7 separate regions of the Homo sapiens genome follow, and regions 2, 3, 4, 5, 6 and 7 are each linked to region 1. Evidence: read pairs that join two places in POLR2A ChIA-PET (ENCODE). Cell type or tissue: CD4-positive, alpha-beta T cell. All regions are shown on one strand.

Region 1 (4,000 bases):
GAACCAACCCACATCACTCATCATCACAACAGGGCCCAAGAGGAAGGGAAATTAGTATAGGATACTGAGAGCAAACCTTCAACAGAGAACCTCAGGCGATCCCTTTGGGCCCAGGTAACAGAAAAATGGTTTACACTAAAGGCTTTTTTGATCCCATGTGCAGGGGGAGGGGTTAGGGAAAGGGCCCACTCCCAGAGCACACCTTCCCCACACAGCTCTTAAGATACACCTCACTCCCTTTTGCTCTCCCCACCTTTTCTAGGTGCTTCTATTCCTCACTATAGGATAGGCTAAATTGGGGTAGCCCTGGGGACCAATGACCTCAGGGCCTCGGTGCCAAATTATCTTTCAAAGTTCACAATTAACGGAGGCCCAGCTTTGCAGAGAAGACCAGACCGTGGACCCTAACATAACAACAGGTAACAAGTACTAAGCACTCATAAGCTAGTAGTGTTCACAACTTTACATGCTGCTCTCCCTCTAAGCCCTAGAAAGTATGTTAATATCCTCATTTTACGAATAGGAAAACAGGCCGAAAGAGATCAAGTAACTTGCCAAAGTAACAAAGCTAGTACTAGCAGATTGAGGATTTGAACGCTGGCGATCTAACTCCATGGCTAACACTAACTGTTGCAGGGACACCGCCTCCGCGTGGAAACAGGGCACTCTTCACTGCTTTCGTTCATTTGGGGGAAAATCTGGAGGATGAGTGTTCCAGGTTAAATCACAAGTCCTCTTCCCCACGTAAGGTCTACTCAGGGCAATTTACTTGAATTCGACCGGGGGCGCAATGTCCCAGTGCTCAGGGCTAAACAAACCACAGATAAAACAGCTCTCTCTCTCTCTCACCTGTTGTCTCAGTCTCCCAAGCTCTCTCTGCATATCCTCCACAAGGGTCACCGCTTCTTCGCCGCTCTCCGGATGCAGCTCCTGCACCCTGCTCTGGATCTCCTGGGGCAGGATGGTCAGGAACTGCTCTAACACCAGCAGCTCCAAGATCTGCTCCTTCGTGCGCATCTCAGGCCGAAGCCACCCATGGCAAAGCTCTTGGAGCCGGCTGAGGGCTTCCCGGGGACCAGCTGCCTCTTGGAAGCGGAACCGTCTGAAGCGCAAGTGGGAGGCCTCGGGGCTCGGTCCTGGGTCAGGTGGGGGCAGCTCCTGGCTCCAGGCGCAGTCCTCCTCCAGCTTCACTATCAGGAGCCCTTCCCGTTCCTGGGAGCCCGGGCCCGACGCCATCGTCAGGTCTCCAGAGCGCCTTAGCCCGAAACCAGCCGTGCCCGCCTACGAAGGCGCCCTGAACCCATGTAAGGTTGGACGGCGCCAGCAGGAGCCCGGGGCCGGGGGCTCCCAGTCCAGGCCGAGGAGCCCCGCTCCAGCCCAGGCGCGGCCGGCTCCGGCGCCTAGGCCTCAGTCGGTCCCAGGCGCCGCCACGCCGGCCCCGTGGCCCATCTGCGCCAGGACTTCCCCGAGGCAGGAACCGAGCGCCACGCTTCTCACCCTATATAGAGGACCCACGCAAGACTCAGACCTCTGCTCCCACGCCGGAAATCTCAGCGCGCAAGTTAGGCGTCCACAAGCCCACGGCGCCTGCTCGTGACCAATTTCCGGGTCACGTTTTGCGAACTCCAGCGCCCATTAGGTCAGGTTTCTCCACACACTCACCGCCTACCAATGAGAAGGGAAGATTGGCCTACGGGGACTGGATGAGCGAGGGACCAATTGGAGACGAGAGGCGGGGCCACGGGGCGCGCCCTGAAATTCTGGGAGTGACTGGGGGCAGGGCAGCTGGATCCAAGCGAAGAAAACAAGCCTGAGGTCGTTGTGACTGGCGGGCAACCTGGGTTAGAATTACTCCGGAGCGCTTGGGAAAACGCAGATCCCAGGGCCACGCGCTCTCCAGTGCGTCAGTGTCGGGGTGAGACCCGGAAATCTGAATTGTTAATCAGCTTCCCCGGATGAATCCTTTCCCAAGCCAGGCCCCACCCGCTTCGGCTACTCTGGGCTGGCTGAAGATGGTCCCATTGGCCCCTGCGGCCTCGTCGGCTCCGGAAGCCAGGGGCTCCTCGGCATGTCGGGGAGGCCAGGGAGCTAGCCGCCCGCCCAGTCAGTGGCGCCGCGTGGCCTGCTGCGCGGGGCCTGCTGGGAGATGCAGTCCGCGGCGCGGCCTCGCGACTGCGCGTGCGCCCTGGGCGAGCGCCCAAGAGCCCGGCGGTTCTGAAACCCCGAGTCCCGCGGAGAACCCTGCTGGGCTTTGGGCTCGCTTCTGCGGCTGGACGTCCCAGAGGAGCGCTCGGGTCTGGGTTCGCGGCACCTGCTTCCGATTTTAGACCGAATTTTAAATCTGCCCGAGATGTGCAGCGCCTGCAGTTCATTCTCCAAGTTTCAGTCTCTTACCCAGCCCTGCAAGGGCGGGATCTGCCTCCAGCTCCGCCGTGGACTGTGATAGTTGGGGGCGAGTGGCAGGAGGGCCGCAGGGCCGATTCCCTATTGGGCGCGGTTGTGGGCTTTGTGTCGGTGAGCGGGGCTGCCCAGTTGTGAGGCGGCCCAGGTCCTCCGGGCCATGAGATCCGCAAATGGAAGCGTCCTGGGATAGAATGTGACAATCAGTTACCGTGTATTGAGCGTTTATATGCAGATCGATCCTGAAAACACGTTAGTATGAAGCAGATGCTATTAGCAGCCCCTTCCTACAGGTGGTGGCACTGAAGTCATTTACTTGGGTCACACAGCTAGTCTGTCGTCAAAGGTGAGGCTACCATGATAGTAGAGGGTAATATGGGATTAAAGGGGTTTGTGATGACTAAGTGAAAAGAGTACTGATATTTTAGTTTTTTTCTTTTTTTTTTTTTTCCGAGACGGAGTTTCGCTCTTGTTGCCCAGGCTGGAGTGCAATGGCGCAGTCTCGGCTCACTGAAACCTCCCCCTCCCGGGTTCAAGCGATTCTCCTGCCTCAGCCTCCTGAGTAGCCGGGATTACAAGCGCCCACCACCACGCCCGGCTAATTTTTGTATTTTTAGTAGAGACGGGGTTTCACCATGTTGGCCAGGCTGGTCTCAAATTCCTCACCTCGAGTGATCTGCCCGCCTTAGCCTCCCACTGTGCTGGGATTACAGGCGTGAGCCACCACGCCTGGCCTTTTTTAAAAATTTTATTCCAGGGAAGATGACAGATCCACAGGCTGTCGTGGCAGATGCAGAGCCAGCGACCCCATAGCACTCAAGGTCCAGTTTGGAAAGCCTTGTTTGCTCCCTAGGACCATTCTGGTGGTTTTAGGCATTCCTGTTCTTTTGTTTTTGAGATAGGGTCTTGCTCTGTCGCCCAGGCTGAAGTGCAATGGCACGATCATTGGACATTCCTATTTCAAGAGACATAGATTCTAGACTCATAACCAATTGCAGAAGACTCTAGCCTCAAAACCACTTTTCTCTGACATTTACTATGTAATCTCAGGCAACTTATGTAATCTCACTAAACCCCAAACTTCAGTTTCCTCATTTGTTTTGAGGGACTACTATACGCACCTCACCTCATATCACTGGGTTAGGATGAAATGAGCGGAGCTACACAGGATGCTTAGAACAGTACCTGGCACATAGTATGAATCCGATAAATAGTAGCTGTTACGCATGCACAGCAAGTTCCTGAATGTGTGCCTTATCTCAAAAAAGAAAAGCCACTCAGATTATTATTGCAGAATCTGTGGCATGGGAATGTTTGCAGAACTACACATACCTTGAGATAGGGAGAATGAGGGATTAATCATTTTCTATCTAAGGTCCTTTTGATTTTATGCTATTTATAGGTACTTAAAAGTAGATGAATTTAGGCTAGGTGCGCTGGCTCACGCCTGTAATCCCAGCACTTTGGGAAGCCAAGATAGGCGGATCACGAGGTCAGGAGATCGAGATCATCTCCTGGTTAACACGGTGAAACCTCGTCTCTACTAAAAATACAAAAAAATTAGCCGGGCATGGTGGCGCACGCCCGTATTTCCAGCTAC
Region 2 (4,000 bases), 130 kb after region 1:
ATCCCCAGCTGGCTAGGTGTTAATCTCAGGATCGCCACGTTGGGTGTTTACTTTCCTGCCCCAACACGTGTGTTATTTTCCTTTTTTAAAAAATCTGTATTTTAATGACGTTCTTTTCCTTTAATACCTAGTAAACGCTTCAGTCCAGGAGTTCGAGACCATCATGGGCAAAATAGTGAGCGCCCCGTCTCTACCAAAAACAAATACCTTCGTAAACCACTGAAACATCAAAAAAAATTAAAGGAGAAAGTGACACCCTGCACGACGCCAGGTCACCAGCGTCCGCCGACCGGAGGCCATGCCTGCAGCTGCGACTCTCCGCAGCCTTCACCCCGTGGAAGGATACCCCACCCCGTGGAAGGATACCCCAAGAGGCGCTGCTCGGCACCCGGACTAAACTCGGGTTCCGCTGGTAGACATTTTTTTTCCCCTCGGCGAAATATTAACTCAATCCTGGAGATACTCTTTGAATTTTATTTTATTTTATTTTATTTTATTTTATTTTATTTTATTTTATTTTATTTTATTTATTTTCTATTTTGAGACGGAGTCTCGCTCTGTCGCCCAGGCTGGAGTGCAGTGGCGCGATCTTGGCTCACTGCAGCCTCCGGCCTCCCGGGTTCAAGCGATTCTCCTGCCTCAGCCTCCTGAGTAGCTGGGAGTACAGGCGCGCGCCACCACGTCCCGCTAATTTTTGTATTTTTAGTAGAAACGGGGTTTTACCATGTGAGTCAGGCTGGTCTGGAACTCCCGACCTCATGATTCGCCCGCCTCGACCTCCCAAAGTGCTGGGATTAGAGGCGTGAGCCACCGCGCCCGGCTCATCACCACTATAATCGTTTTCTTTTTTACTTTGTTACCCCATGATCAGTTGATACAAAGTTTTTCATCACAATAATCAATTAAACTACACATGTCGCCGGGCGCGGTGGCTCACGCCTGTAAGCCCAGCACTTTGGGAGACCGAGGCTGGACGATCACCTGAGGTCGGGAGTTCGAGACCAGCCTGGCCAACATGGAGAACCCACCCCCGCCCACCCCCCCACCCTACTAAAAATACAAAAATTAGCCGGGCCTGGTGGCGCATGCCTGTAATCCCAGCTACTCGGAAGGCTGAGGCAGGAGAATCGTTTGAACCCGGGAGGCGGAGGTTGCAGTGAGCGGAGATCAAGACATTGCACTCCAGCCTAGGCAACAAGAGCGAAACTCCGTCTCAAAAAAAAAACAAAAACAAAAACAAAAAACTACAGGTGTCCTTTGATCCCTTGGGGCAACTCCTCACAGCAAGCAATCCCAGCCCCGCGTCTGTCACGGTTTCCATCACCTGAACGTTAATTTGTGAAGTCAATCCCCTACCAGATCCCAGGACCTGCGTTCTCTGGCTTCAAGCTCCGCAGTCCGCCAGGGCCCTGCCGGCGTTCTCTAAGTCGCCCTCGCTGCTATTCTGGCCCTGGGTCCTTAGCTTCGCGACTGGAGGCGCAGGGCGAGGTCCCAGTGTTCCTACGGGGGTGAGGGGAGAGCGACCGGCGCACTCAGTTCGAGTGTCGTAGTCGCCCAGGGTGCAGTCCCAGGTGAAGAAATTTTAAGTGGAGCTGGAAGAAAACGTTAACATGGCAACGACCACGAAGGGACTCGAACCCTCAATCTTCTGATCCGGAATCAGACGCCTTATCCATTAGGCCACGCGGCCCTGCGGCTGTATGGCTCCCAGCTATTCTCATAAAGCTTTCTATAGCCTATGCTGTCGCTTTAACGCGCATGCTTAGAGTGAGGGGAGGCCGGTCCTTCCGAGGCTCCCGGTGGGCGGGACTCCGAGCTGGGCCACCGCGCCGGGCCGCTGAGGCTGCTGGGTGGAAACCGCCGCCGCGGGCCCGGGACTGTGAGTTCGAGCCCTGGCGAGCCCGCCCTACCCCACCCTCCCCGCAGCAGGCCCCTCCGAGACGCCGTTTGGGAGCGCTTTCCCCCATGTGCCTCCCGCCGCTTTGGGTCAGGGGCTGCAAGCTGCTTGCCCAGCCCCTGTGCTTGCTCCATCACGGTGAACCTGCAAAGGTGTGTTTCAGAGGCTTTTGGCCCCAGACTTTATTCTGGCCGCCTGGAAAGCGGAGGCCGTGTCTCCTGAGTTTCTATGGCCCAGCGCGGGGTGGAGGTGGGGCGCGCATACACAGGGACATGTCTGGGAGAGGGATATGCGTCCTCTTCCTGGGACCCCTCTCCCCCTGGACGCTCCCATAACCGAACTGCCAACCCAGCCCAGCCCAGTCCAGCCCATGTTGGGTTCCTAAGTCCCGGAAGCTGGGCACAGGCCCCAACTCGGTTCCCATGGACACTATTGCGTCCATATGCAGTGCCAGGCGCTTTACACACATTATCTCACTTATTTCACACGTCCTTGAGAACAGGCACTGTTCACGGCAGATATTTATTGCACGGCCACCCCCACGCTGCCACGCCTCGCTCTCAGATGAGGAAACCGGGGGGATGGGGGGTGGATGGAGGCAAGAATGGCGCTGGGATCTGGCCACCGTCTCAGCAGCGCCCCCGTGGCCGCCGCACCCTCAGGCCTGGAGGCAGAGCCGGCGCCGGAGCGAGCTGCGGATCTCCAGGCAGGCCTTGCGGAGTTCATCGCAGTCGGGGCCCAGCACCTCCTGCTCGCACACCCGCCTGTTGACCTGAGGACCACACCCAGCCTGCGCCCGGGGTTACAGCCCTCCGGGGCTCAGCCTGCCCCAGGGGAGAGCCCCTGGCTTGGTACATTGCAAGGCCTAAAATTTCAAGGACTGCCTGGACATCTTTGAGGCTCGCAGAGCTCCAGAGGCCTAACGGTGAATTCCTCTGCTCTGGCCAGACATGTCCCCACCCAGCAGGACAGGCTCCCACCCCCTAGGTCCCCTCTCAGCAGACCAGCTGCACCCCACCTGGTCGTCACCCTAATGGACTTCAGCCCCCTGACAGGCCTTGGAAATATTCAAACCAACCAACCACATCTGCCCGTGGGAACCAGGGGGCATCTCACTCTCTTGTCACTACAAAGCCAGCTTCCCACTGGCCCTGCAGGTTCACCCTGCTCTGAGCACAAGCCCAGGTGGCCCCGCATGACATGCAGTGTCCTCCTCCCCACCCGACTGCAGTACGTGTGACTAAGAACTGCAGTGGATGGCATCTGTGCAGCGTCGGCCATCCTGCGTTTGGTTATCTTGTAGTATTGAGGGCAGAGGATCCCTCCTTCGCCAATGGAGTTCATAGGAGGTGATCAGAATACCAGGGCTGGGGAGAAGGGCAAACCCAGCTCCTTGCCACTTGTCACCCTGGAACCCCCCAACACACCTCAGTCAGCAGCTCCAGAAGGTCTCTCCCGGGGTTGGCTCTGAGGACCTCCACCAGTGTCTGGATAAAGTCTGAGCCCTTGTCATCGCGATAGGCCACATAGCCTAGGTCAGGGGATCAGGGCCAGAGCATCAGACCAAGGCCCCAACCCTCTGCCTTCCAATCCCAGGGGTCCTATTGTTGGTGGAAAGTGGGGTACAAGGAGGCAGGACCCAGGAATCAGGCAAGAGAACAGGGCAGGGAGCAGGGACTTCTTGCATCTGGAACAAGTTGTTGCTAGGTATTTGCAGAGGTGAGCCTATGGAGAGATTCACTACTGAACAAACATTTACTGTGCACCTACTATGTGCCAGACACTGAGCAGGGCCTTGGGGCAGGCAGGTCTACCCTGGCCTCGTGGAACTCACAGCCTAGAGGAAACCTGCACACACAGTGGTTGGCACAGCTGCGCCTCACAGCACTCACCATCACTGCTGTTACTACACATCCTAACCCATGTAGGGAACATGGCTGGACCACAGCTGGGCTGGCATCTCTGTGCCCCAACCCTAAGCCCTAGCTGCCCCTAAGGCTACTCCAGATCTTAGGCCAGGAAGCTGGGCCCTGTGTAACCACAGGCTCCCGATGACCCATCTCCTTACCCTCTGCGGCTGAGTAGACCGTCAGGATGTCTGCT
Region 3 (4,000 bases), 150 kb after region 1:
TCCATCGCCCTGTATTAGCGAAGAACAACATCAAGCTGGCTAGCAAGGAACTGTATACAGGGTCCAGCTGGGTATCACACTGGATCTCACCCAAAGCTTAGATGTGATCCAGCTCAGTATCACAAAGCAGAACGAAAAGGATGTGTTTGGGCTGAGAGGCCATACATTGGTAAGTGGCACATGAACTGTATTTTCTATTGAGCATTGCTGGTATATGGCAAATTTGCATAAAATTATATTGAAATTGACTACCGGATTGCACTTTCTTGTTCCTTCTGATAATTTTTCACGTGTTCTTTTTCTTTCTTACTTTAGATGGAGTCTTGCTCTGTCGCCCAGGCTGGAGTCCAGTGGCGCGATCTCGGTTCACTGCAAGCTCTGCCTCCCGAGTTCATGCCATTCTCCTGCCTCAGCCTCCTGAGTAGCTGGGACTACAGGCACCTGCCACCACGGCTGGCTAATTTTTTTTTTTTTTTTTTTGAAATGGAGTCTTGCTCTGTTGCCCAGGCTGGAGTGCAGTGGCGCGATCTCAGCTCACTGCAAACTCCGCCTCCCGAGTTCATGCCATTCTCTTGCCTCAGCCTCCCGAGTAGCTGGGACTACAGGAGCCCACCACCATGCCCGGCTAATTTTTTGTATTTTTAGTAGAGACGGGGTTTCACCATGTTAGCCAGCATGGTCTCTATCTCCTGACCTCGTGATCCACCTGCCTCGGCCTCTTTTTTATATTTTTAGTAGAGATTTCACTGTGTTAACCAGGATGGCCTCGCTCTCCTGACCTCATGATCTGCCCGCTTCAGCCTCCCAAAGTGCTGGGATTACAGGCGTGAGCCACCGCGCCCGGTTATTTGTTTATTTATTTATTTATTTTTTGAGACCGAGTCTTGCTCTGTAGCCCAGGCTGGAGTGCAGTGGCGCCATCTTGGCTCACTGCAACCTCCACCTCCCACATTGAAGCAGTTCTCCTGCCTCAGCCTCCCAAGTAACTGGGATTACAGGAGCACACCACCACATCTGGCTAATTTTTTGTATTTTTAGTAGAGATGGGGTTTCACCATGTTCGCTAGGCTGGTCTGAAACTCCTGACCTCATGATCCACCCGCCTTGGCCTCCCAAAGTGCTGGGATTACAGGCAATTCTGCTGCCTCAGCCTCCCAAGTAGCTGTGATTACAGGTGTGTGCCACCATGCCCGGCTAATTTTTGTATTTTTAGTAGAGACGAGGTTTTGCCATGTTGCCCAAGCTGGTCTCAAACTCCTGACCTCAAGTGATCTACCCGCCTTGGTCTCCTAAAGTGTTAAGATTACAGGCATGAGCCATCGGGACCGGCCCACTGTTTTTTCTCGCTAGAAAATACAGTCTAAAGTGGCCAGGTGCGGTGGCTCACGCCTGTAACCATCCTGGCTAACACGGTGAAACCCCAGCTCTACTAAAAATACAAAAAATAAGCCGGACGTGGTGGCAGGCACCTTGTCCCAGCTACTCGGCAGGCTGAGGCAGGAGAATGGCGTGAACCCAGGATGCGGAGGTTGCAGTGAGCTGAGAACACGCCACTGCACTCCAGTCTGGATGACAGAGCAATACTCCGTCTCACAAAAAAGAAAATATAGTCTATAAATAATGAAGAAAGTAAAGTGAACCTGGGAGGTGGAGGTTATAGTGAGCTGAGATCATGGCACTGCACTTCAGCCTGGGCAGCAGCAAGACTCCGTCTCAAAAAAAAAAAAAAAAAAGAAATATGCGAGCTGCTAAGCTAGGCAGTTCTGGCTCAAGATCTCTCATGATACTGCAGACACCACACCAACGAGGACCCCAGTCCTCTGGCACTGGAGGACCCACTTAGAAGGCGGATGACTCACGTGGCTCTTGGCAGGAGACCTCAGTTCCTCCCCACATAGGCCTCCCTATAGGACTGCTTGAGTGTCCCGTTTACCAAATGATCTAAATATGTTCCGGTTTTGATTGGCTGCTCTGCAATGTGGGCCGTTATCTAGCTGATTCGGTGGGGCCTGAAGTGTCAGTTCCTGCCGCAGGGATGTTATATGGAACCTTTGGCAGGCCGCTACAGACGAATCATAATATAAACCTGTGCTAGTTATTGATTACGTCCCAGCTCCTGCGTTGCCTGCTCTGTGAAATGGTTCTGGCCCTTTAGTTTTTCCTTTACCAGCTGGCATGATCTTAAGCTTTGTCAGTAGAGGGCGCTGGAGAGACATTGCAGGAGACGAGTTTCCCTTCCTGCTTCTGGTGTGTTCTCTCTAGGCTCCGGCATGACGGGTGACTTCTTCCGAGTCTGGCTTCTGCAGCACACAGGGCTTCGCCAGCACCCAGCTCCTGCAGCATGGGCAGCTCCTGTGACAGCAGGCGCCCGCAGCCTGCAAAGCGTCTCCAGTGCCGCCGCCTCAGTGAACCTCAACCAGCGGCACCTAGCAGCTTTCTCTGCCACCCTCTTCAGGTAGTTCTGTAGCAGCGCGTTTCTCATGAGACACTTCCCTGTGAGCAGCTTTTTCTACCCTTGAGGATGGATTTCCAGCAAATTCTGCCCATGTGGTACCACAGCCACTTCTCTGCCATTCAGTGAAACTGCCGTTGTGCCCTCTTCAAGGTCTGGATCTAAGCCCAGGGACCAGGAAACCTCTTGCTTGAGTGCTGGAACTCAGGCCAGAAGGTATGGCTGCTGCTATGTGCTGTGACCAGAGAATCAGAGTTCTCTTTACTTCTTACCAGCCAACCTCTTGAAAATGCCTTTTTGTTTTTTGTTTTTTTTTGAGACGGAGTCTCGCTCTGTTGCCCAGGCAGTGCAGTGGCTCACTGCAACCTCCGCCTCCTGAGTTCAAGTGATTCTCCTGCCTCAGCCTCACAAGTAGGTGGGATTACAGGCATGTGCCACCACGCCCAGCTAATTTTGTATTTTTAGTAGTGACGGGGTTTCTCCATGTTGGTCAGGTTGGTCTCAAACTCTCGACCTCAGGTGATCCACCTGTCTCAGCCTCCCAAAGTGCTGGGATTACAGACGTTAGCCAGAGCGCCCAGTCTAAGCCCTTTATAGCTTAATTCTATATATTAAATTTTCCCAGTTCAAATTACTGTGTGCTTCCCTTCTCCTGATTGGACCTTGCTTGATACAAAATTAGTACAAGGAGTGGTCTCAAGAGATAGATGCACAAAGAAGGGATATGGGGACGGATTTGGGTATTTGGGCTTGAGTGCAGACTGAGCTCCTTGACAATGAGAAATAGGATATGTATTAGGGTTCTCCAGAAACAGAATAACAGAATCTATATATACATGTGTATGTGTGTGTATATATATATATATAGAGAGAGAGAGAGAGAGCTTTTATGTGTGTGTATATGTATATATATAAACACACACACACTAAGGTATTGCCTCACATGATTATGGCAGTCGAGAAGCCCCACAATCTGCTATCTGCAAGCTGGAGACCCAAGGTCAGTGGTGCAGCATTTTTTTTTCAGATGGGGTCTCCCTCTGTTGCCCAGGCTGGACTGCAGTGGCACAATCACAGCTCACTGCAGCCTTGACTTCCCCAGCTCAAGCAAGCTTCCCATCTCAGCCTCCTGAACAGCTGGGACTACAGGTGGACACCACCATACCCAGCTAATTTGTTCTATATATATATTTTTATATAGAGATGGCCTCTCCCTGTATGTCCTAGGCTGATCTCGAACTCCCCTGGGCTCAAGCTATCCGCCTGCCTCCGCCTCCTAACAGTTTTGTAATTTTAAGGCCTGAGAGCCAAAGGCCAATGGTGTAGATTCCAATTCAAGACTCAAGGCCTGAGAATCAGGAGCACAAGACCAGGAGATCAATGTCCCAGTACCCAGGTCTCAAGTACTCAGGCACAGAGAGAATTCAGCCTTCCTCTGCCTTGCTGTTCTGTTTAATTCCATACGGATGGATGATGCCCACCCGTGGTGAGGGCCGTCTGCTTTACTCACTCAGCCAATTCAAACGTTAATCTCTTCTTGAGAAGCCC
Region 4 (4,000 bases), 82 kb before region 1:
AACTCCATACTAAGTGATTTGGGGCAAATTATTCAACTCCTGTGATCTGCTTTTTATCATCTGAAGATAATAACAGCCACCTTGCAGGGCTGGGCGCGGTGGCTCACACCTGTAATCCCAGTACTTTGGGAGGCCGAGGCGGCTGGATCATTTGAGGTCAGGAGTTCGAGACCAGCCTGGCCAACATGGTGAAACTCCCGTCTTTACTAAAAATACAAAAAAGATTACCAGGGCGTGGTGGCGGGTGCCTGTAAACACAGCTACTCGGGAGAATGAGGCAGAAAAATCGTTTGGACCCAGGAAGTCGAGGTTGCAGTGAGCCGAGATTGCGCCACTGCAGTTCAGCCTGGGGGACAGAGCGAGACTCCCTCTCAAAAAAAATAAATAATAAATAAATAATACCCACTTTGCAGGACACAGGAAAAGAGTAGAAATATTAGTAAAGTATCTAGTCCAGTGCTTGGCACTCGGAAGTAAATAAATGGTACCTGATGGTAGTAAGAGAAACCCCAACTTGCAGGAACTTCATAGCATATATTACTACTTGACATGTAAGTTTAACGTCTGTCACCCCCCGCAAGAATGTGAGGTTTTTCAGCTCAAAGCTGAATTCTAGCATCTTGAATAGTGTTTAGTGCTAAACAGATATCTGGCAAATGAATGGGTGAAAAAAATAAGAGGAAGACTGGGCTCATCAGACCTGATTAACCAACTGCGCATCAAATACTTAAGCATTATAAAGAACACAAAATGAGGCCGGGCGAGGTGGCCCACGCCTGTAATCTCAGCACTTTGGGAGGCTGAGGCGGGCCAATCACGAGGTCAGGAGATCGAGACCATCCTGGCTAACATGGTGAAGCCCTGTCTCTACTAAAAATACAAAAACAAAAAATTAGTCGGGTATGATGGCAGGCGCCTGTAGTCCCAGCTACTCCGGAGGCTGAGGCGGGAGAATAACGGGAACCCGGGAGGCGGAGCTTGCAGTGAAGCCGAGATTGCGCCACTGCACTCCAGCCTCGGCAACAGAGCGAGACACGGTCTCAAAAAAACAAAAAAAGAAAAAAAGAGACAAAACTAGTCTTCCGCTGAGATGTCTCCAACATCTGCTGTCTCTCCATTTCCGCTGTCATTCCAGGGTAGGGTTTCAGAACCTCAGCACACTGACATTTTGAGCCAGATCGTTTTTTGAGTTCTTGGGGATGGGGAGTGGGGTGGGAACCCCGTGGACCTTGTAGAATGTTTAGCTGCATCCCTGGCCTCCACCCACTAGACGTCAGTAGCACCCCTCGGTAGTGACAACAAAACTGTCTCCAGACAGTGTCAATTGTGCTCTGGCAGGGGGGCGCTGGTTGAGAACCCCTGGTCTAGGGACATATTAGTGCCTTTGCTCACCAAAATTTTCCCTCCTGAAGTCCCCAAGACCTAATTCATCCTTTCCATAGATAATAAACACGAGAGACAGCTGGTCTCTATCCCTCCCAACCATGGAAGGGCACCTGAGCCTAGGTATCGGAAATGTGGAAGAAAAATTTCATGTCCTCAAGGAGTGCACCATCAAAGACAAAAACCCCAGGATGAGGATTGATGACGCCACTACCCCCATCTTCTTGAAGCATCCTAATCCTCTGAACTCTCCGGTCCTGTCTGTAACCTCTCAGGGTGCTCCATCTTAACCCGCCTAACGCTGTAATTTGTTTCTGGTGGGTTTATCCACTCCAACAGTCTGGGGGCTCGCTGAAAGTAAACAGCGTTTCTGTGCTGTCTTCGTGTCCCCACCGCTCAGCACAAGGGCGCAATCGAGCTTTAGGAAACGAGTGTTTTCTTAGCGTGAAGGGCAAAAGGCACCCAGCCCTTCAAAGGAGGCCTCACTGGGGAACCTGAACGGACTGGAGCTCCGAAGGGCAACAAAGCCGGCACTCCGGACTGCCACGTTCCCCACGCGTCCCCAGAGGACCCAGTTCACTCTGCATCACGCAGCCACTCCGAGTTTTTGCGTCCAGGAACCCAGAGTGCAATCTGAAAGTCTCAGGACAGAGAGCAGAGCCACAACCCTTAAGCCCCGCCTCACCAGAAAAGGCCCTCACGAACACGAATCGCCAGCCACGCCACCTTTTCTACTGCGTCACGCCGGAAGCTGTTGCGGAGCACGCCGGAAGCTGTTGCGGGGCACGCCGGGACCTCAAGAGGGCCAGAGGCATGCGCAGTAGCTAAGCCTGTAAAGAGAGGAGCCAGTCGCGCGAGTGTGGTTCTAAAGGACCGCCCTCTTCGCCTGGTTTCCGCCCTTCGCTAATTGACAGCAATTTCATTAATGAAGCCCGCCTTGCGTCATATGCTGAGACCAATCACAATGCCTGAGAACCCAGGGCCCGGATCCCGCTGGGCATGCCATCCTGTTTTACGCGTTAGGTGAGAGTAGCCCTGATAGAAAACGTGGCGCTTGCTGTGTGCCCTGCGTAATTGTAAACATTTACACACTAACTCATACTTACAGCAACCCTACTCAGTCAGTTATATTACCATTTTCATCTTCCAGACGAGGAAGCCAAAACAGAGTTTAAGTGACTTTCGTTGACTAGAACTCGTATCTAATCCAGTGGCTTTTTTTCCCCCCACTCTAAGTTGTTTTTATTTCTTAATATTAAGTAAGTACTGCAAAACGTTCTCACTTAAAACTGAAGTCTCCACGCCAGTAATCCCAGCATTTTGGGAGGCCGAGGCGGGAGGATCACTTGAGTCCAGGAGTTCGATGCTGCAGTGAGAGGTAATTGCCACTGCACTCCAGCCTGGGCGGCTGAGCGAGATTGTCTCAAAATAAATAAATAATAAATAAATACAAATGATTAACAAAATATATTCATACTTTGCCTCTGAAATTACACTCCCTCCCTAGAGAAAATAACTGTTACTGAGGCAGAGGAATAGGGTCTGGAGGCAGGAAACCTAACTGATTCACGCTGACTTCCTAGAACTAAATCAAAAGGAAAACCCCAACTTTCCCTTTCCCCACCTAAGTAAGGAAAGGACCCACTGAAAGGACTGGAGGCTACTCCCTTTACAAACTCCATCACCTCTTCTGCGTGGCAGACAAAAATTTGAAAGTATCAGATGCTTGCATAGCGTGTAACCTTTGTAACTTCACTTCAGCCTCTGGTTGCACAAAGCAACCTAAGGGAACCTAGGGCCGATTACGGGCCACTACTTCATTTACATAGGGTGTACACCAAGTGACCAATAGGAAACCTGTAGAGGGTGTTTAAACCCCAGAAAAATTCTGGCACATGCCTGTTGAGCCCCTATGCTCTGCGGGCTGCCACCTTGTGGAGTGTACTTTTGTTTTCAATAAATCTGTGCTTTTGTTGCTTCATTTTTTTCCTTGCCTTGTTTGTGTGTTTTGTCCAGTTCTTCGTTCCAAACGCCAAGAACCTGGACACCCTCCACTAGTAACATTACTAGTGTGTATATCTTTCTGGTTCTTAATATATAATTTTTTTTACATTTACTAATTCTTGTCGGTTTTTTCCATTTATATATATAATTTTTGTTTTTTTCTTTTCGTTTATATATATATATAATTTTTTAAAGCTGCATTTAGGCATGTACCACCATGCATATTCTTTTTAAAATGTTTTTCCATGCTGCTCCCCACCTCCCCCCACCACAATATATATAATCGACCATTCCTCTTTTGGTGGACATACAAATACTTTTCTAATTTTCACGTGTGTGTGATTCCGGATTGGGTATTCTGGGTATATTTTGAAGAGGGAGCTACTAGATTGAGATGTGGAGTGTGAGAGAAAGAAGAGTGGAGGATCATACTAAGGCTTCTATGTAGTCTTTCTGCCTTCAGTCTTGCCCCCCTTCATTCATCCATCATTTATGAAGGCCCTGGTAGCACAAAGGAGTAGTACCTCATCAGGATATAAATACAGGGAGTGGGATGTGAAATAGGTTGATGACACTTCTAAGAAAAGTATGCCATCTTTGATTAAGAATAACC
Region 5 (4,000 bases), 180 kb before region 1:
CCGAGATTACGCCACTGCATTCTAGCCTGGGCGACAGAGTGAGAACCTATCTCCAAAAAACAACAACGACAACAAAAAAACAAAAACAAACAAACAGTCATGAGGGCTTCGTGGATTCCTTCCAAAAAGAGATGGATAGGGGAGATAATGGAGATGACGCAGATGTGGAGGAGCTGCCATTTAAGAAAACAGTGTCTGATAAACAGCCAGCTTTCTATTCAAGTGAGAGATGTCACCAAGCAAATGGGACCTCTGGGCTATTTCAGCAGAGCAAGGCCATGCACTGCCCTAACTCAGAGGGCTGAAGCCTCTTCTCTGCATCTATCTGTTCCCTATGGCTGCAATGTGACCATTCTGGATTCTGTATCCACCTCGTCTAACCACCGCTAACAGGTACACCCCGTCTCCAGTTACGAGCACCCAGTTAGCAAGAACAGGGCACAATCCCTCCTGGTCTCCTTTTAGGTGTAAGTATCTTTTATCATTCAAATCTCCTCACATCCAGGAACTTTCTTCCATTCTAATCTGAAGCATGCTGTTGCTAAGCAACCCAGATAAGTCACATCTAAAGATACTCTCCATACTGTCCCGGCCTGGTCAAAACAAACACGGCAACAAAGTCACTTCAAGTTACAACCAGGAGAGGCTAAAGATAGGACGGACACAGACCTTTTAAAAAGCTGTCTGTGTGTTTTATTCTGGCATGCTGATACCAGACCATGCCTTGACTTTGCTACTTTCAGTGTAAACCATTGTCACAGAAACCCACAGTGTCTGCAACTTCAGTAAGATGAAACTCCAGCAAACCACAGCCCAATCATGCACGCCCCATTCTCCAAGGGCAGATCTGCACATTAATGTAGAAAATCCCACAAGAAGGGAGATGAAGACTAGCCTTCACTGCTGTGATGAACCTGTCTGTTTGGAAAGATAACTGGGACTTATACAGCAGTCTCCCTCGAGTTTCTTCTGGTCTTTAATCTCACCTTCTCTAACTGAACTTAAAGCAGTTCACTGATATGTGTGTATTTATTTGTTTTTGCCCCAGATGCTTTTTAATTCAAAGATGTTGAAGACTCCCCCTCTCCCTGCCTGTGAACACTGACCCATATATCATAGAATTTCTACATCACAGTGCTACATGGACTGCCGCATTTCTAGAGTCGACCTTTGGAGTCACATGACTTTCATGGTTCACTCAGTTAAGCATTAACTAAGGGTTTTATGCCTTCAGTGCCCTGGTAAAAGGCAAACATCTGTACACGGCAATGTTCTCTCCAGTTCTGGCACTCTGATTACCACTCCAGATACCAAAGCGAACTACTCTGTTGGGCTGTTAACCTTTTCTTTCAAGATAAATGAGTGACACAAAAGTGTACGCCTCAAGGACTTGGCAGAGTGAAAACAAACCCACGAAACGGCCAATGTCCACGTTTACTGCAGAGTACCCCTTGCCTGATGTCCAGACCCTGGGTCCTGTCTCCGTTTGGGCACACAGATTTGTGGGTGGTCGTCCAGAGAAGGCCCACCACTTACCCCCAAATTTTCCCAGCAGGACAAACCACAAAAGCTACAGATTCCCTTTACTCCCTGGGAAGTACCCAATCTGGAGAAGAAAGTCGGAGCTGGGGGTGTGGGTTCTGTAGGGCCGGTCTGTAAAGGGCCAGGAACGTAAGGAATTTGTCTTAACAACGAAAGCTGGGAGAATAAGACTAGGAGGAGACCTAGACGGAGCCCCTGGCTTTCAGGAGTTCAGAGGAGGGCAAACAAGTCGCAGATGACTCCAATCGGCGCAACAAGTACCAAAACAGGCCCTGACCAGGCCAGGCGAGAGCGGGGCGAAGGCGGAAATCGCTGACCCGACGGAAATGGCCTGGCCCTTCACCTCGCGCGACACCCCACAGGGTACCCATGAGGACCACCCTCTAGTTGCAAATTGTCCCGACCACTCATCGCGGGGTCGGACACTGACGCAACCCCCAGGCAGAAGGCCCGACTCCCACCCAGCATGAGAGCCGCGACCTCCTCAACCCTCGTCCCTGGCCAGCGCCCACTCCCCGCCGCCGTCCCCGAAACCGGCTCCCGGGAGGACCGTGCGCCGGGGGCGCGGGCGCGGCCGGGCCTGCCTCACCAGCGCGCTCGTACCCGGTGGGCGCTGGCCCCCCTGACCCCGGCGCGGCCTCCCCGCCTACCCCGCCCCCTCGGCGCCCCGCCGCAGGTCCGAGCCCCGGCGGCCGCCCCCCGCCACCTCACCTCGTGGGGGAGCCGGCGGCCGCTGGGGGTGTTGTAGGGCTCAGCGCATCCTGGAGGCGAAGGGAGCCGGGAAGTGGGACCGCGCGGAGCCCGCAACGAGTTATGTAACCGGCAGGGGCCGCAGCCGGGACGGAGGCGGCAGCCCGCGGCACTTCCGCCTCCCGCTCCCTGCCGGCAGCGCAGCCCGGAAGCCCATTGGCCGCCGCCCCCACGTGGCCCCGCCCCCTGAGGCCGGCGCTGCCGCCATGTTGGGAGCGGGCAGGTTGGGAGCGGGCAGGCTCCGTGCGAAGCCAGGCCCAGGATCCCGTATGCGGGGCACTGGTGAGGGCCGGCTCCTTCCCTGTCCCTCGCTCCGGGAGGTCGCCGAGACATGGCCGGCCAGACCTCTGGGCTCCCCGGCCTAGCGTGTGCGGACGCCGGTGGCGCGGTTTCCGGGCCGAGGTCCCGCGGCTCTACCGAGTGGCCCCCCCGCACAGGCCCTGGCAGGCGCATCCTAAGCTCGCGAGGGCCTGCAGCGCCGGGGCTGGCCAACAACTGAAAGCAGGTGCACAAGGCTGGCTCCTGGCCGACCACCCGGAGCCAGCTGGCAGCACCACCCCGCGACGACACTGGATTCTCAGCCGTCCGATTCTGGCGAAAGGCAGTTTAGGGCTGTCCCTGAGTAAAACAGGCAACTTAAGCTGCCCTCCGGTTGTAGGGGTTCTATAATGCAAGATCTAACGCGAAGTTTTTGTTGTTGAGACAGGGTCTCTGTCTCCCAGCCTGGGGCGCAATCTCGGCTCACTGCAGCCTCCAACTCCTGGCCTCCGCCTCAGTCTCCCAAGTAGCCGAGACTACAGGTGTGAACCACCATGCCTGGCTAATTAAAAAACAGGTTTTTTGGGTTTTTTGTTTTTTTGTAGGGATGGGAATGTCATTATGTTGCCCAGGCTGGTCTTGAACCCCTGGCCTCAAGTGATCTGCCCGCCTGGGCCTCTTAAAATACTGGGATTACTGACGTGAGCCACCACGACCAACCTGGGCTGTATATTTCAACTCCGAGCTTTCCAGAATCCAATTTGAAGAGAACTGGTTATAAGATTCGAGTCTTGGCTGGGTGTGGTGGCTCACGCCTATAATTCTAGCACTTCCGGAGGCCGAGGTGGGTGGATCACCTGAGGTCAGGAGTTCCAGACCAGCCTGGCCAACATGATGAAACCCTGTCTCTACTAAAAATACAAAAAAATTAGCCAGGCGTGGTGGCATGTGCCCATAATCCCACCTACCTGGGAGGCTGAGGCAGGAGAATCGTTTGAACCCTGGAGGTGGAGGCTGCAGTGAGCCGAGATTGCGCCACTGCACTCCAGCCTGCGCGACAAAAGCAAAACTCCATCTAAAAAAAAAAAGATTTGAGTCTGCGTGTCAAACTGTCCCCTAGTATCCATTGTCCTACTCTGCCATCTTCTCCTTTTAAAAAATAACTGCTTTATCATCATCTAGTAGTAACAGAATCCCACCCCCTTCAGCAGGCAGATCACTGTCAAGCTAGGCTTTTATTTCTCAGCCTCTCCTGCAGCAGGATCAGGCTATGTGCCAAAAGTTTCACCAGTGAACAAGAGAGAGCACAATGTTGGCAACTTCTGTGTCATGTGCTTAAAAGAATATTGCTAAATTGTTAACAACTGGTGAAGCGCATTATTCTTTCAAAAATTGAGGAGGTTTGAAATTTTCAAAATAAAAGATGGGGTTAAAAAAAAAAAGGAAATTG
Region 6 (4,000 bases), 220 kb before region 1:
GACTGTCTCAAAAAAAGAACAGAAAAGAAAGCAGCAGCCTTTCCTTCACACAGTAAGGCACTGCCTAAATACTCCTGACCACTAGGTACTAGTCAAGTTCTGTTAATGCTGCGGTGTTATTGTCAAAATAGACACTAATTTGAGTAAGATCCTTACCATACACTGCACAACTGCAGAGCATTAATTTAAGATCAAAATATTCCGAAATCTCCGTGTGTGCGCTCCCCAACAAAACCCCATTCTACGTCCCCCGGCAGGGTGCTGGCCTCTCTAAAAACTATGTGGGAGGAGACAGTCATCCTGCATGATGTGTGGCCACCAAAAACCTTCAAACCCCAGAGGGCAGGATTCACACTCTGGTGCTCAGTGGCTGCATGGATAAAAGGTAATGCGTCTTCCTAGATATTTTTACATTGTAGAAAAGAGCAATTCATAACCAAAAGGAGTAATCTCTAATGCTAAAATTTCAGGCACCAACAATTGGACGAGAAAACTGGCTTTAAGAGACCCCTCGGATCACACCAAATTGGCAATCATCATCTACCTTTCCTTTTTTTTTTTTTTTTTTAAAGACAGTCTCACTCTGTCGGCCAGGGTGGAGCGCAGTGGTGCCATCTTGGCTCACTGCAACCTCTGCCTCCCGGAATCAAGCAATTCTCCTGCCTCAGCTTCCCAAGTACCTGGGACTACAGACGCGCGCCACCATGCCCGGCTAATTTTTTGAATTTTTAGCAGCGGCAGGGTTTCGCCATGTTAGCTAGGCTAGTCTAGAACTCCTGAAATTAAGTGATCCGCCTGCCTCGGTCTTCCAAAGGGCTGGGATTACAGGCGTGACCCACTGCGCCCAGCCGTAACCAACACTCTTAGCCTCGTTCTTCCACTTCCCCACCCTCTTAGCAAAGGAATTCGAGCTCCCTTCTCCTTACCAGCCCTGCAGAAAGGATGCAGATGGAGTTCAGGATGTCTGGAGTTCAGGCAACCTGAATTCAAGCCCCAGTGCCACCTCCTACCGCCTGTATCACCTGCCCAAGTTACCTGACCTCTCTGTGCCCGTTTCCTCACTACCAAATACAGGGGGCACAGAGTTGTTCAGATGATTAAAATGAAATGCGCATAACACAGAGCGGGCCCTGGCAGATCGTTAAAACTCAAAAAATGTTAGCCGCAATGATTATCACCCAGCCTCCTCTCCTCGGTTTCGTTGCTGGTTGTTTTTTTTTTGGTTTGTTTTTTGTTTTTTGAGATGTTGTTTCGCTCTTGTTGCCTAGGCTGGAGTGCAATGGCCCGATCTCGGCTCACCGCAACCTCCAAAGCGATTCTCCTGCTTCAGACTCCCGAGTAGCTGGGATTACAGGCGCCCGCCACCACCCCCGGCTAATTTTGTAATTTTAGTAGAGACGGGGTTTCTCCATGTTGGTCAGGCTGGTCTCGAACTCCCGACCTCAGGTGATTCGCCCGCCTCGGCCTCCCAAAGTGTTGGGCTTACGGGCGTGAGCCACCGCGCCCGGCCTGCTGTTCGGTTTTCTAAGCGCTAAGCTAACCCAACTCAAAAAATAGTCTCTAAACTCTCCATGCATTTTCCAATACGGTAGCGAAGAGCGGCATGCAGCTACACAAACAGAAATAAATTACACTTAAAAATTCAGTTATTCATCTGCACTAGCCACATTTCAAGCGTTCTGAGCCACACGCGGCCAGTGGCAGATAGAGAACTTTCCATCCTCGCTAGAAATGGCCGAAGAAGGGCCTGGGACGCTCGGCCGGGTTGCAGCCGCGGGTCAGGCGGTCCCTGAGGCGCAGAGGCCCGAAAGGAGCCTCCGGCAGCGCAAGCCTCAGGGATCGCCTACACAGGGGACCCGGCGGGCGGGAGCCCTGAATCTCTGGAAGACCCGCAGGTCACAGGGGCGCGGGGCTGCCTTACTGCGGAGGTCGCGGAAAGACATAACGCTCAGGTCCCCAGGAGCCCAGGGTCGCAACTGCTCGCCCCTCAGCGATCACAGGCCCAGCGCTCGACGATCTCTATGGCAACCAATGGACCCTTGGACGGCGCACGGTCAGGGACAAACAAAAAGCGAAGCGAAGACGCGGCGGCACGTGCATACGCACGGGGAGAGCGGGCCGGCAGAGAGCGCTCCTGAGACGCCGAGGGCAGAGGGCGTGGCGATACCGGCGTCTATGAGGGCTGCAAGCTTCCCAGCTTCTGGGCGTCTGTTTACACGCTTTGCGGACGTTTCGCGCTGGGTGACAGGTTCTGAGTACCTACTACGTGCTTGATATTGCGCTAGGCGCTTTCCATATTGCTTATTTCCCCCTCATTTCTATAAAGAATGCACGATGCTTGGCTGGGCGCGGGGGCTCACGCCTACAATCCCAGCACTTTGGGATGCCGAGGCGGGCGGATCACTTGAGGTCAGGAGTTCGAGACCAGCCTGGCCAACATGGCGAAACCCCGTCTCTACCAAAAAATACAAAAATTTGCCAAGCGTGGTGGCGCACACCTGTAATCCCAGCTACTCGGGAGGCTGAGGCAGAAGAATTACTTGAACCCGGCAGGCAGAGGTTGCAGTGAGCCGAGATCGCGCCACTGCCCTTCGGCCTGGCGACAGAGCGAGACTCTGTCTCAAAAAAAAAAAAAAAAAAAAAATGCACTATACTCAGGAAGCCCGCCTTCCCCCGTCCGAGGCACAGCGCGCTCCTCGTCGGAATCTGGTTGCCGAGCGGAGGACGGGATCACTGTGGGCGCCCAGAGGCAGGCCAGGCCTCGGTCTCGCGCACGCGCAGACGGCTCGGGCTGCACAACAGGCCGGAAAGGGGCCCTGAGCCGCTCGCGCCGCGCGGGTCCCGGCAGCCCTAGCCTCTGCATGGGGGCGCGAGGAGACGGCAGGAAGGGGCGGCCTCCACGTGTGAAATGGGGAGATGCCCCGCCAGGCGTGGCACAGCAGCCGGGTTTTGTAAGGTAGCTTGAGCAGGAACAAGGAAACAGCGTAGTGCACAAAGCGATTGGTTGGCATCAGGTTATTTCAGATGCATTTCTTTGGGTTAAAGCAGAGGGGGCTTCCTTATGCCAGCCTAGGTGGACAGGGCCCCTTTTGTTGGTTGCAGTGAATCTTCTGTGTTTTGGCAGACTGGCCTGTCTCTAAGTTCGCATTGATTACGTGGCACCTTGCACTAGCGATTCCATTCTGGTTTGGTCTGGTCCGTTGGTACCTTGTGCAGGAGCTCGCTCCAAAACAATGGCCTCCCATAAATGTTGCTTCACGTGTTATTAAGAAAAACAAAAGATAAGCCACAGTCTAGAAGAAAATATGCACAAAACACATATCTGATAAAGAGACGTGTATCCAGAATGTATCAAGAACTCTCAACACTCAATAATGAGAAACAGTCTAATTAGAGAATGGAGAAAACATTTTAAAAGCTACTTCACAAAAGAAGATATATGGATGGCTAATATGCAAATGAAGAGATGATCAAGGCTATTATTAGAGAAGTGCATATTAAAACCACAATGAGATATCACTATGAAGTTATTAAACTGGCTAAAATATCAGGTAACACGTTAAAAACCTAAAAATTAAATCTAGATAAAATGGCTAAAACAACAAAAAACTCTTGACAATGCCAAGGGCTTGAAAGGATGTTGATCAACTTGAACTTTTTTTTTTGAGATGGACTCTTGCTCTTGTTGCCCAGGCTGGAGTGCAGTGGCACAATCTCGGCTCACTGAAACCTCCGCCTCCAGGGTTCAAGCGATTTTCCTGCCTCAGCCTCCGGAGGAGCTGGGATTACAGACGCGCGCCACCGCGCCCAGCTAATTTTTGTATTTTGGGTAGAGACGGAGTTTCGCCATGTTGGCGTGAGTCACCGCACGCGGCCTGCATTTCCCTGATGATTAAAGATGTTGAACATCTTTTTACGTGTTTGATGACCATTTGTATATTTCCATTGGAAAAATGTCTATTCATTTTCTTTGCCCATTTCAAAATTGGGTTGAACATCC
Region 7 (4,000 bases), 120 kb after region 1:
CTGTCGCCCAGGCTGGAGTGCAGTGGCGCGATCTCGGCTCACTGCAAGCTCCGCCTCCCTGGTTCACGTCATTCTCCTGCCTCAGCCTCGCGAGTAGCTGGGACTACAGGCGCCCACCACCACACCCGGCTAATTTTTTTTATTTTTAGTAGAGACGGGGTTTCACCGTGTTAGCCAGGATGGTCTCAATCTCCTGACCTCGTGATCCGCCCGCCTCGGCCTCCCAAACTGCTGGGTTCTTTTTTTTTTTTTTTTTTTTTTTGAGACAGAGTCTCGCTCTGTCGCCCAGGCTGGAGCGCAGTGGCACAATCTCGGCTCACTGCAACCTTCGCCTCCCAGGTTCAAGCGATTCCCCTGCCTCAGCCTCCTGAGTAGCTGGGACTACAGGCGTGCACCACCATGCCCAGCTAATTTTTGTATTTTTAGTAGAGAGACGGGGTTTCACCGTGTTGCCCAGGTTGGTCTTGAACTCCTGACCTCAAGTGATCCACTGCTTCGGCCTCCCAAAGTGCTGGGATTACAGGCGTGAGCGACCGCGCCCAGCCCCTGCTGGGTTCTTAAAGTGTGGGCTCGTCCGGGATTTGAACCCGGGACCTCTTGGGTCTCCCGGGCTTGTCCCTGTGGTCCCTAAGCGAGAACCACACCCCTAGACCAACGAGCCAAGCGGAAGAGGGGTCGGGGCCTTTGTCGCGCTTCATGAGCCCAGCGCGTCTCTGCCTGCGCTGTTCTGGATCAGTCCTAGTTTCCTCGGTCACAAACTGTCCCCCTTTCCCGATGCTTGTCCTGGACCGGATTCTAATTCCCATAGGGAGCAGGGGCACGGCGAACTTCAACATTGCCACACCCTGCGACTCCAAGCAGGAAACCCAGCTCGGGTTTTGGGGCTTCCTGCTGTCTCCGCCGCCCCTGGAGAACTGAGACCACCAGCTAGGGGAAGCCCCCCAGGTCCTCCTCCGTCCTCGGGCAAAGGGCTAGGAGCCGGGCTTGGACTCCCCAGAGGCGTCGCAGGCTCCCGGAACCGCACCTCTTCCCCGCCATGTACCGGAGGGACGCGCCGCTGCGACCTCAGGACCTGGAAGGAAAAGGAACCAGCTGAGCATGGTGGTTCTGGCCTGTAATTGCAGCACTTTGTGAGGGGAGGCCGAGGTAGGAAGATTGCTTGAGTGCAAGTTGGAGACCAGCCTCCAGAACACAGCGAGACCTCGGTTTTACACACACAAACACACACACACACACACACACACACACACACACACACACACACTTAGCCTGGCGTGGTGGTGAGCACCTGTAGTCCCAGCTACTTGGGAGGTGGAGGTGGGAGGATCCCTTGAGTTTGGGAGGTTGAGGTTGCAGTGAGCCGAGATCGCACCACTGCACTCCAGCACTCCAGCCTGGGCAACAGAAGGAGACACTGTCAAAAAAAACAAAAAACAAAAAAAGAAGAAAAAGGAAAATAAAAGAGAAAAAGAAAGAAAGAAAGAAAGAGAGAGAGAGAGAGAGAAAGAAAGAAAGAAAGAAAGAAAGAAAGAAAGAAAGAAAGAAAGAAAGAGAGAAAAAGAAAGAAAGAGAGAAAAAGAAAGAAAGAAAGAAAAGAAAAGAAAGAGAAACGAAGGAAAAAAGGAAGGAAGTTCGAAACCCTGGGCTCGTCGGAAATTTAAACTTAGAACCGACCCACTCAAAGGAAAACTACACGCCCAGACCAAGTTCCATGGCCACCCGGGATCTAGGGCCACGTCCGCAGAGGCAGACGCGGCGGTGGAGGTGTTTGCCCTCCTTTCGGGTCCCGGATCTGGGGTCCACTGCCTCAGCGCCAGGCCTTAGGCGCACTCAGAACTCCCAGGTGGAAGGCTCCAGTCAGGAGGCGCAGGCGAGTCCTTCCTGTAGCCGGGCAAGGCGAGGGGCCGCAAGCCGGACGGAAGCGGGAAGTCGGATCGGCCCCGGCGCCTGCAGCTGCCACGGAGAGACCAAGTTCCCTGCGGCCGAGACTCCGTGAAGCTCCTCAATCTTCACCGCGAGAAAATGATGGTGTTCAGAAAAAAAAAAAAAAGCGGGCTCGTCCGGGATTTGAACCCGGGACCTCTCGCACCCAAAGCGAGAATCATACCCCTAGACCAACGAGCCAGGACGACAAACGTTCTCTGACGTCTGTACTTGGAGGTCCACACCCGCGGTTCCACTCTCCCCGTCCACGCGCACCCCCCCAGACCCCGCCTTCACTCCACCCCTACCCCTCCCCGCCCGGGTCCCGGCCACACCCCAACCTCAAGCCCATCTGGGAGGGTTGCGCAGGTGGAGGTTTCGGTTTCGATCACAGGAAGCTGGTAGGAGGTGCAGCGCCTCGGGGACCAGCCCCGGGAAGAGCTCCTGTACGACCCCCGCCCTCAGGCGCACAGAGGCGGACCCCGCACCCTGGGCACCGCGGCGCCGCCTCCCCGAGGGCCACTCGGCTCCCAGCGGCTCCAGGCGGCCCCAGCACCGAGAGGAGGGCCGGTGACCAGGGGCTGCGGCCCGCGGGGAGGTGGTCTGTGTGGCCCGCGTGAGGCAGCGGTCTCGCGTGCTGAGCCCCAGCCCAGAAATTTCACCCGATGTGAAACCCGAGTGCAGGACCCTGAGGAGGAGACCCCGCCGCCTCCCAGCAGGCCAGCCCGGGCATCCTAGGAAGGGATCCCGTCTCCCACACAGACCCCGGGCTCCTGTCCTCAGCCGAGCTCCTTCTTGGCCTGAGCTCTGCCCAGGCGACCCTCGCAGCCCTGGGACCTCCGATACACGGGCCGGAGCTGGGGTCAGAGTTCATTTCTTCCCAAACGGGCGGCTCCAGAAACGCTCCAAACTTTTCTTCCGTTTTCCACTGGCAAGGGACCCAGCATTTTACTGGGAGCCTAAGGAGGAGAAAGGTCTACCGGGCTTGTCCCTGTGGTGAGGCCTCGCTGCCGGCCCTAAACAGGGATGAGGGTTTGAAAACCCTCACACAGCCCTAAGAGAGAGTCACGCCGAGTTTCCCCCTGGCCATCTCCAGTGTCCTTCGTCCCTTCAGCTCTTGTCCCCGACGTTCCCGCTCCCGGGAGCTGCAGGTGCCGCACACACCCATGAGGGACGGCAGACAGGGGACACACACCGCAAGGGACGGCAGACAGGAAACACACACCCTCGAGGGACAGCAGAGAGGACACACACCCGCGAGGGACGGCGGACAGGACACACACCCGCGAGGGACGGCAGACAGGACACACCCCCACGAGGGTCGGCAGACAGGACACACCCCCACAAGGGACCGCAGACGGGACACACGCCCGCGAGGGACGGCAGACGGGACACACGCCCACGAGGGTCGGCAGACAGGATACACCCCCACGAGGGTCGGCGGATATGACACACACCCGCGAAGGACGGCAGACCGCACGGGCCTGGCGGCGTCCTCGGTCCGCGCCGAGCTTAGGGCTCTAGCGCTCAGGATGTAGCATGTCTCATGTCTCGGATCCAGGACTCATCCCCACCAATTTTATATAGAATAGGGAAGTTCGGGAGAGCTCCAACAGAGGTGTGGGAAACCATTTTCCTCATAGCCGCCCGGCTAGCTCAGTCGGTAGAGCATGAGACCCTTAATCTCAGGGTCGTGGGTTCGAGCCCCACGTTGGGCGTGAGATTTTGTCGGATGGATTAGACTTGCAACTTGGAAGAAAGTAAACTAAATAAGAAAACGTGGAAGTGACTCCGTATACCTTGCAAATCGGGAATTGTTGGTCAGGCAAACGCAAAACGCTCCACCAACCAACTGGCTTCAGGATCCCCTTTGTCTTGTTTCATAAAAAAAAGAGGCCGAGCGTCGTGGTTCATGCCTATAATCCTCTCACTTTGACCCTAGGAGTTTGAGACCAGCCTAGGCAACATGGTGAGACCCCCGGCCCTTAAAAAAAATACAAATTTTCGCCAGGCTTGGTGGTGTGCGCCTGTAGTCCCAGCTATTCCAGAGACTGAGGCAGGAGAATCACTTGAACCC

What was found. ChIA-PET counts read pairs that join two places held together with the same protein. Peaks named below come from ENCODE experiments on the same cell type or tissue, not always from the same donor. Only the 100,000 strongest peaks of a DNase experiment are listed, where the experiment ranks them.
Region 2: POLR2A ChIA-PET joins it to region 1 with 13 read pairs; 19 of 35 experiments call an interaction of 5 or more read pairs at or near these places.
Region 3: POLR2A ChIA-PET joins it to region 1 with 10 read pairs; 13 of 35 experiments call an interaction of 5 or more read pairs at or near these places.
Region 4: POLR2A ChIA-PET joins it to region 1 with 29 read pairs; 12 of 35 experiments call an interaction of 5 or more read pairs at or near these places.
Region 5: POLR2A ChIA-PET joins it to region 1 with 18 read pairs; 22 of 35 experiments call an interaction of 5 or more read pairs at or near these places.
Region 6: POLR2A ChIA-PET joins it to region 1 with 14 read pairs; 12 of 35 experiments call an interaction of 5 or more read pairs at or near these places.
Region 7: POLR2A ChIA-PET joins it to region 1 with 14 read pairs; 19 of 35 experiments call an interaction of 5 or more read pairs at or near these places.

The regions. Positions count from the first base shown.
Region 1 is chr16:3,281,055-3,285,054 of GRCh38, reverse strand. ZNF263 (zinc finger protein 263) reads right to left here and starts at 1,564. Exons shown (of 6, transcript NM_005741.5): 1 at 850-1,564. The coding sequence starts at 1,236. RefSeq lists enhancers at 572-1,075, 1,786-1,975, 2,086-2,591 and a silencer at 1,256-1,415. In CD4-positive, alpha-beta T cell, no CTCF peak of the experiment used is centred here; DNase peaks (open chromatin) are centred at 1,624 and 2,144; H3K4me3 peaks cover 2,706 bases; H3K27ac peaks cover 1,712 bases.
Region 2 is chr16:3,148,364-3,152,363 of GRCh38, reverse strand. TRR-CCG1-3 (tRNA-Arg (anticodon CCG) 1-3) reads right to left here and starts at 1,690; the gene lies at 1,618-1,690. It also overlaps the pseudogene CASP16P. RefSeq lists a silencer at 1,618-1,967 and an enhancer at 2,568-2,617. In CD4-positive, alpha-beta T cell, no CTCF peak of the experiment used is centred here; DNase peaks (open chromatin) are centred at 213, 843, 1,773, 2,503 and 1 weaker place; H3K4me3 peaks cover 2,734 bases; H3K27ac peaks cover 820 bases.
Region 3 is chr16:3,127,916-3,131,915 of GRCh38, reverse strand. ZNF213-AS1 (ZNF213 antisense RNA 1) reads left to right here. Exons shown (of 6, transcript NR_110900.1): 4 at 2,263-2,455; 5 at 2,606-2,668. Among named protein-coding and RNA genes, the nearest start is that of ZNF213-AS1, 5.0 kb to the left of the region's middle. RefSeq lists silencers at 2,174-2,468, 2,220-2,477 and enhancers at 2,317-2,536, 3,674-4,000. In CD4-positive, alpha-beta T cell, a CTCF peak has its summit at 2,203 (motif pointing right); a DNase peak (open chromatin) is centred at 2,235; H3K4me3 peaks cover 1,268 bases; H3K27ac peaks cover 608 bases.
Region 4 is chr16:3,363,251-3,367,250 of GRCh38, reverse strand. It overlaps LOC105371059 (a long non-coding RNA gene), which reads right to left and starts at 2,136. Exons shown (of 4, transcript XR_007064949.1): 1 at 2,069-2,136. RefSeq lists enhancers at 2,000-2,069, 1,764-2,963. In CD4-positive, alpha-beta T cell, no CTCF peak of the experiment used is centred here; DNase peaks (open chromatin) are centred at 1,290 and 2,180; H3K4me3 peaks cover 1,403 bases; H3K27ac peaks cover 1,222 bases.
Region 5 is chr16:3,456,435-3,460,434 of GRCh38, reverse strand. All of the region lies in intron 2 of NAA60 (N-alpha-acetyltransferase 60, NatF catalytic subunit), which reads right to left. Among named protein-coding and RNA genes, the nearest start is that of NAA60, 15 kb to the right of the region's middle. RefSeq lists enhancers at 1-104, 41-210, 2,549-2,718 and a silencer at 2,039-2,788. In CD4-positive, alpha-beta T cell, a CTCF peak has its summit at 2,336 (motif pointing right); DNase peaks (open chromatin) are centred at 804, 1,264 and 2,414; H3K4me3 peaks cover 2,615 bases; H3K27ac peaks cover 2,041 bases.
Region 6 is chr16:3,499,011-3,503,010 of GRCh38, reverse strand. CLUAP1 (clusterin associated protein 1) reads right to left here and starts at 2,007. Exons shown (of 12, transcript NM_015041.3): 1 at 1,922-2,007. The coding sequence starts at 1,943. RefSeq lists enhancers at 231-747, 748-1,265, 1,773-2,152, 2,273-2,322. In CD4-positive, alpha-beta T cell, a CTCF peak has its summit at 2,129 (motif pointing right); DNase peaks (open chromatin) are centred at 2,130 and 2,800; H3K4me3 peaks cover 2,139 bases; H3K27ac peaks cover 905 bases.
Region 7 is chr16:3,157,046-3,161,045 of GRCh38, reverse strand. TRK-CTT3-1 (tRNA-Lys (anticodon CTT) 3-1) reads left to right here and starts at 3,569; the gene lies at 3,569-3,641. It overlaps TRP-TGG3-3 (tRNA-Pro (anticodon TGG) 3-3), which reads right to left and starts at 2,124; the gene lies at 2,053-2,124. RefSeq lists silencers at 2,092-2,231, 2,362-2,581, 3,602-3,651. In CD4-positive, alpha-beta T cell, no CTCF peak of the experiment used is centred here; DNase peaks (open chromatin) are centred at 1,115, 2,235 and 3,325; H3K4me3 peaks cover 2,971 bases; H3K27ac peaks cover 1,180 bases.